Regions from separate parts of the Homo sapiens genome. Here regions 2 and 3 are each linked to region 1. Evidence: read pairs that join two places in POLR2A ChIA-PET (ENCODE). Cell type or tissue: A673. All regions are shown on one strand. Region 1 overlaps SLC39A13 (solute carrier family 39 member 13). Region 2 overlaps CELF1 (CUGBP Elav-like family member 1). Region 3 overlaps MADD (MAP kinase activating death domain).

What was found. Peaks named below come from ENCODE experiments on the same cell type or tissue, not always from the same donor. Only the 100,000 strongest peaks of a DNase experiment are listed, where the experiment ranks them.
Region 2: POLR2A ChIA-PET joins it to region 1 with 5 read pairs; 4 of 35 experiments call an interaction of 5 or more read pairs at or near these places.
Region 3: POLR2A ChIA-PET joins it to region 1 with 6 read pairs; 5 of 35 experiments call an interaction of 5 or more read pairs at or near these places.

Annotation. Positions count from the first base shown.
Region 1 is chr11:47,415,299-47,417,798 of GRCh38, reverse strand. SLC39A13 (solute carrier family 39 member 13) reads right to left here. Exons shown (of 10, transcript NM_001128225.3): 10 at 1,303-2,500. The coding sequence ends at 2,436. Among named protein-coding and RNA genes, the nearest start is that of SLC39A13-AS1, 7.3 kb to the right of the region's middle. In A673, no CTCF peak of the experiment used is centred here; a DNase peak (open chromatin) is centred at 1,528; H3K27ac peaks cover 2,089 bases.
Region 2 is chr11:47,489,515-47,492,014 of GRCh38, reverse strand. The region is part of intron 3 of CELF1 (CUGBP Elav-like family member 1); the gene reads left to right. Among named protein-coding and RNA genes, the nearest start is that of RAPSN, 42 kb to the right of the region's middle. In A673, no CTCF peak of the experiment used is centred here; no DNase peak of the experiment used is centred here; H3K27ac peaks cover 740 bases.
Region 3 is chr11:47,295,819-47,298,318 of GRCh38, reverse strand. MADD (MAP kinase activating death domain) reads right to left here. Exons shown (of 37, transcript NM_001376571.1): 24 at 2,264-2,422. Among named protein-coding and RNA genes, the nearest start is that of MADD-AS1, 25 kb to the right of the region's middle. In A673, no CTCF peak of the experiment used is centred here; no DNase peak of the experiment used is centred here.

The DNA.
Region 1 (2,500 bases):
TGTGTTGCAGCTAGGTGAAGCAAATACTATGTTGTTTTAAAATGTTTTGCTGATAGAAATACTGACAGCCAAGCACTCCCAGCTAAGGACATCACTGGGGTTTCACACCCACCTCTCCCACGCTCCATGACACTGCCCAGACTGCAGATCCCAGCCAGTGGGCTATTGACGGTGGTCCTGGGAGGGAAGAGGTGGACTGGACACCCCCACCCCCATTCTCTTGACAGGACTGGGGAAGGGGCGCCCTGCGCCTGGTGTTCTTATACTCCACACATTCAGAAGGGAGGGTGTGTGGTTTTGAATAAGGGTCCCATATTCTTTTTTCTTCTTTTCTCTTTCTTTTTTATTTATTTATTTTTGAGATGGAGTCTTGCTCTGTCACCCGGGCTGGAGTGCAGTGGTGTGATCTCAGCTCACTACAGCCTCCGCCTCTGGGTTCAAGCAATTCTGCCTCAGCTTCCTGAGTAGGTGAGATTACAGGCACGTGCCACCGCGCCTGGCTAATTTTTGTATCTTTAGTAGAGACAGGGTTTCACCTTATTGGCCAGGCTGGTCTCGAACTGCTGACCTCGCGATCCCCCTACCTTGGCCTCCCAAAGTTCTGGCATTACAGGCGTGAGCCACCACATCCGGCCTTTCTTTTTTAAGCGAATGAGAGCTTAATTTCACTGAGGCCAAACCTAGAGATGACTTTGTGGCTGGAGCTCCCTTCCCTGATAACATTTTCAGTCAAGGTGGAATGGGGGGCAGGTGGGGAAAATGCTCCAGCTTTCAGGTCTATAAGGACAGCACTAACTGGGTGCGGTGGCTCACACCTGTAAGCCCAGCACTTTGGGAGGCTGAGGCGGGCAGATCACAAGGTCAGGAGTTCAAGACCAGCCTGGCCAATATGGCAAAACCCTATCTCTACTTTTAAAAAAAAGCCAGGCGTGGTGGCACACACCTGTAAATCCCAGCTACTTGGGAGGTTGAGGCAGGAGAATTGCTTGAACCCAGGAGGCGGAGGTTGCAGTGAGCCAAGACCGCACCACTGCACTCCAGTGTGGGTGACAGAGTGAGACTCTGTCTCAAAAAAAAAAAAAAGATAAGGACAGCGTCCTGGAGTTTGTGGTGGTGAGGGGCTAAAATGGCATACGGCCAGGCTCATATAGGTGCTCAGTCATTGGAATAAAAAGTTAAGCCAGGAAGACATGGAACGTTCAGAGATGCACTGGGGTGACAGTTCAGAGACAAGGGCCTGGCAGTGGCAGTAAGGAAGGCCCTGCCTGGCCATGGAAGGCCGTGCAGAACCAAGGCAGCCAGTATGTGGATAATATTTATTTGTATCTTATCTATAGAACAAATATTTACAGATACAAACGGAATCACAGCAAAGTTGCTATAAAACCATCCAGACCTCTCGATGGCCACTTCTGAAAACATCCACGGTGAAGGGCAGGGCCAGGCCTGGCTGTGGAGTGGGCCAGCTGAGTACCTGGGCGTCAGCCAAGGGAAATGGTTGGGGATTATGGCTTCAGCACTCTGCCGGAGCACATTCCTGAGCGCTGACAACGTGGAGCCCTCACCGCCCCCACCTACCCCAACCTCAATGGGGAAGGAAAGGGGCCTGAGCTGGGCAGGGCTGCCCGGGCTCACTATGTGCCTGCTCCAGGAGTCCCTGGCCCCTGTGCTGGCAGGAGCATCCCTGAGCTGGACCGGGAGGCCTCTCTGGCCTGGGGCTGCTCCCTGCCCGGCAGGCTGCTGTTTGGCAGCTGGAGGTGGCAAGAGCTGCTGGTGCTGCCAGGGCGTGTTGGCCAGGAATGAGCTCCCAGGGCAGCCCTGAGGAAAGGGTCTTAGGAAGCGCCTCCCAGCTCACTACTAGGAGCTGGGGACTGTCAGTGCTGAGTGGGGCTGGGGTACAGGAGCACCTGCCTCTCCTTTCTTTGGCTTAGAAGTGGGGAAGGAAGGGCCAGGAAAAGGGACCAAAGCCGCCCCAGCCTTGGCCCCTAGGCCGCCTGGGGACTGTGTGTGTGCTGAGGGGGCAGTGGGAGGTGGGCAGCTCTGGAGTTCCCTGCACCCTGGATCCTTGGGCTGCTCTCACTCCCGGGGTCCCAGCAGGGCAAGGCCTCTGCTTGGGACCAGTGCTGCTCTTCCTCGCTGCTTACTCCGGGAGGTGAAGGTGACAGGGCGGCAAGGAGAGGTAACCACAGCATGGCTGGGGACAGGCGCTACACTGGGCCCCGGACCCAGCACAGGGATCACAGTGTCGGTCTCGCGCACACACCTCTGGCCACATGTGCACACCACATACATCCACACGCACCTCCCTCCTGTCTGGCGGGAGGCTCATTCTCTCTCGCAGCCACTCGCCCTCTCTGCCTCTCACATATGCGGTCACAGAGTGAATCCGAGCATCTTATTGCTGCAGGGGGCAGGGGCGTCGGCATCAGGGAAAGTTAATCCACGAAGAGCGAGAACAGCACCATTACCACGATGCCCGCACAGAGCAGAAGCAGCTGCT
Region 2 (2,500 bases), 74 kb before region 1:
CAGAGCGAGACCATGTCTTTAAAAGAAAAAGGCGTATTAATCCTGTGGCAATTAAATAATCATAGGAGATAATAGCTGCTCTTAAATTTGGGTGCTGTTTTTGTGCATAGCACTCATTTTATCAGAGCTAATTGGTTAAATGGGGACTGTTGAAACTTAAGGAATTTCTCCTTTCACACATTTGAGTGCTTACTTTGAACCGGATACTATACCCAGTGTGTTTACAAGAATGAACAGGAAATAAAATGGTTTCTGCCTGCAAGGAGCTGTCAGTTTAATTGGGAAGAGGTGGATACAGCCCGATTATGTTCAAAGGTGTTAAGCATAATTTTAATGCTAAAATTTCCACAACGAAGGTGGAAATTTAGTACTGTTGGAGTCCTAGGATTGTAGCTGATTAGTTAACCTGGAAGAATATGGGGAGCCTTCACAGATATAGGGTTAGGAATTGGTCTATATTCCATTTGTCTTACAGCTTTTGAATTTAGATAGTGCTAGAGTCATCAAAGGTGATGTGAGAATAACCCCTGTAAGTGTTGAATTATAAAAGATTCAAGGCTGGGTGCGGTGGCTCAGGCCTGTAATCCCAGCACTTGGGAGGCCAAGGCAGGTGGATCACTTGAGCTCAGTTCAAGACCAGCCTGGCCAACATGGCTAAACCCCAGCTCTACTAAAAATACAAAAATTAGCCAGGCATGGTGGCGCATACCTGTAATCCCAGCTACTCAGGAGGCTGAGGCATGAGAATCACTTGAACCTGGGAGGTGGAGGTTGCAGTGAGCTGAGATTACGCCACTGCACTCCAGCCTGGGCAACAGAGAGAATCTGTCTCAAATAAAAAATAAAGAAATAGGCTGGGCACGGTGGCTCATCCCTGTAATCCCAGCACTTTTGGAAGGCTGAGGCAGGCAGATCACCTGAGGTCAGGAGTTTGTGACCAGCCTGGCCAACATGGCAAAGCCCCATCTCTACTAAAAATACAAAAATTAGCTGGGCATGGTGACACGCGCCTGTAATCCCAGCTACTTGGGAGGCTAAGGCAGGAAAATCACTTGAACCTAGGAGGCAGAGGTTGCAGTGAGCCGAGATGGCACCATTGCACTCCAGCCCGGGCGACAGAGCGAGACTCCATTTCAAAAAAAAAAAAAAGAAAGAAAATATATAGTAATTAAAAGAAGGTGAGCTACTTTCATAGATTCAGCATTCTTAAGGATCTTCAGACACTATTCAGAAGATAGCAATGGTGGAAAAATGATTTTTTTGTTGTTGTTTAAAGAGAACTAGCACATTGGCTGGGTGCAGTGCTTCACGCCTGTAATCCAGCACTTTGGGAGACCGAGGTGGGCAGATCACCTGAGGTCAGGAGTTTGAGACCAGCCTGACCAATATGGTGAAACCCCATCTCTACTAAAAATACAAAATTAACCACGCATGGTGGTGCATGCCTTCAATCCTAGCTACTTGGGAGGCTGAGGCAGGAGAATTGCTTGAACCTGGGAGGAGGAGGTTGCAGAGAGCTGAGATCATGCCATTGCACTCCAGCCTGGGCAATAAGAGTGAAAGTCAGCCTCAAAAAAAAAAAAAAAAAACTAGCATGTTGTTTGGGATTGGATATTAGAACGTGGCAATTTTTGTATATGATTTTTAGATTAAGCAGATACTAACAGAAAAGCTAATAGTGCTAGATATTGGGAATTTAAGTTATTAATGGTTTAGATAAATGTTCAGAGTTAAATTTAGAAACAAATAGGACGAAGGACTTTGAAGTAGATGGTATGAGGCCAGGCGTGGTGGCTCACACCTGTAATCCCAGCACTTTAGGAGGCCGAGGCGGGTGGATCACCTGAGGTCAGTTCGAGACTAGCCTGGCCAACATGGTGAAAGCCCGTCTCTACTAAAAATACAAAAATTAGCTGGGCATGGTAGCAGACACCTGTAATCCCAGCCACTTGGGAGGCTGAGGCAGGAGAATCTCTTGAACCTGGGAAGTGGAGATTGCCATGAGCTGAGATCAGGCCATTACACTCCAGCCTGGGCAACAAGAGTGAAATTCCGTCTCAAAAAAAAAAAAAAAAAAAACAAGATGGTATGTTCTGAGTGGAAACATCTATAGTGTAAGAATTCACCTAGGTTGTTTACAGTGGCAAGATAGGAATGAAGGTATTAAAATAGCTGATTATCCTTCAGGTTCTAAAGGTAATAAAACTGAAATAGGAGAATTACAAGTACAATGTGATAGGACTAGAGAAACTTGGGATCGTTAAAATGGTTGCCCTCAGTAAGGGAATCTTAACTGGTCTTAGAGTAATAGCAGTAAATTGGATAACTCAGAAACAGAAAATCTAAAATGATGGTAACATTGTTTATGTTCATCGCACAATCATCTGGAAATATAAGAGGTGGAGCTCTGTTTTGGTCTGGAGACCTAACTCGAGCATTATGATTATACATGAGTCAGCTACATTCAAAGGCCAGCATTCTAGTCCTTAGTTTAATCCTT
Region 3 (2,500 bases), 120 kb after region 1:
ATGTCTTATAGTAAAAAGTTCAGAAGATGCTCAAGGTGGAGGATTTTCTTCTAAGCGAAGAGAAGTAATTTTCCTATTACTCTGGCTCCTTCCACCACAAATGTCATCCTTATTGGTTTGAAAAGCATCTAAAAGTAAACAGGAAGTATAGCAGGCTAGCCCCGTTGCCAATTTAATTTTTACGATCCATGGTTAGATTTTGTGGTGAAGGTTGAACTAATATGTAAAGAAGGCCGGGCGCGGTGGCTCATGCCTGTAATCCCAGCATTTTGGGAGGCCGAGGTGGGCAGATCACAAGGTCAGGAGATTGATACCATCCTGGCTAACACGGTGAAACCCCATCTCTCCTAAAAATACAAAAAATTAGCCGGGCATGGTGGTGGGCGCCTGTAGTCCCAGCTACTCGGGAGGCTGAGGAAGGAGAATGGTGTGAACCTGGGAGGTGGAGATTGCAGTGAGCAGAGATCGCGCCACTGCACTCCAGCCTGGGCGACAGAGCAAGATTCTATCTCAAAAAAAAAAAAAAAAAGAAAGAAAGAAAGAAAAGAAAAGAAAACATTATTGAAAACCCTTGGCCGGGAGCAGTGGCTCACGCCTGTAATCCCAGCACTTTGGTAGGCCAAGGCGAGCAGATCACGAAGTCAGGAGATCAAGACCGTCCTGGCTAACATGGTGAAACCCCATCTCCACTAAAAATACAAAAAATTAGCTGGGCGTGGTGGCGGGCACCCGTAGTCCCAGCTACTTGGGAGGCTGAGGCAAGAGAAGAGTGTGAACCCAGGAGGCGGAGCTTGCCGTGAGCCGAGATCGCACCACTGCACTCCAGCCTGGGTGACACAGCGAGACTCCATCTCAAAAAAAAAAAAAAGAAAAGAAAAGAAAACCCCTAATAAACTGTCAGCACAAAAGAAAAATCAATCACTCAATCAGCCAATCAGTCTGTTCAGACTGAGAGAGAGTTAAGGCCCATTAACTTGAGTAGCCTCTCAGTCCTATTCCCAATCTCCACTCTGGGAGGTCACTGACTCTATTAAAAACACACATACAGAAGGCTCTGGGGGTGGGAATGATAACCAGTTTTAAATAGTTGGTTTCATTTAACTTTTATCTTCCTTTCTCCCCATAGGCCTTAAAGATAAGGACCTATGCGTATAAGCTCTTGTAGAGAACATCCATTCTCATCTCTGTTTAATAAAGTAACAAGTCTATCAGTGTTTTAACACAGCCTATAGAGGCACATACACATTAAAAAGCAGAGGCTGGGCACAGTGGCTCATGCCACTTTAAGAGGCCAAGGCAGGAGGCTCACTTAACCCAGGAGTTTGAGACTGGCCTAGACAACAGAGGGAAACCCCATCTCTACAAAAAACTAAAAAATTAGCCAGGCATGGTGGTGTATGCCTGCAGTCCCAGCTACTTGGGAGGCTGAGGTGGGAGGATCACTTGAGCCTAACAGGTCAAAGCTGCAGTGAGCAGTTGAGCAGTGACTGTGCCACTACACTCCAGCCTGGGCAACAGAGTGAGACCCTGTGTAAAAAAAAAAAAAAAAAAAAACAACAAAAAACAGATGTCTACGGCAAGGACTAAAAAGAATTCATCTCCTTCCAGCTGATCATGGGCTTACTGTGTGATCTAGGGAAGTTCTTTTTTCCTAAGGCATTGTTCCCCTCACCTATTAGAAGAGACTACTCACAGCAATATAGTGAATCACAAACTTCTTGAGTAGAAACCATGCCTTTTTCATCCCTGTTTCTTTAGCACAAAATCTGGCACTTAGTAAATCACTTCATGGATGTTTATTAATGAATGAAAACTTCAAATAACTGTTAGGAATATACTAAAATAAAATGCTATTTTATTTATAAATAGAGCAGTGACCAAAATAAAACTGGATAGTCCATAGAAATAGGCAGACTGGTACTAAACGAGAGCTGTAATTGTCCTGACATTGCCACAAAGGTATTACTTTGCCTGTGTTAAACCTGGGGGTTAATACTACATAGGATTCAAAGCCCTTACGTGACTGGGCACGGAGCCTAACTCATCAATGATTCAGGAGAGGGTTCTAAAAGCCCCAGATTGTGAGTCAAATGACTCTGAACAAAGCCTTAAGAAATGTTTTCCTTAAAGCCAAATATAAGAAGATTACCTCTTCCTTATTTAACCTTTACCTCTTTAGCGTCTCTTAACTTTCATTCTTTTCTTGCCTGCTTCCCTCCCCCATTAAAGAAATGGTTTTCTTTTGTTAATAAACAAAGCTTACAAAGATGGTGCTTGTGGCAGAGTTGGTCTCAATTTCACTATCAGACAAAGTGCCCCGAGAGCTTGCCAGGTGAACACTGCCCTCGCCACCTGGTCCATCACCTGCATTGCTGCTCAAGTCACTGTCAGCTCCAAGGGTCTCTCCAGAGCTATTACTCACCTGGAAAGGAAAAAAGGTAGTAAGAGACAGTCCCCAGGGATGGGCCCCAGAAATACCAAGCTGTTAGAGCTCCCTGCC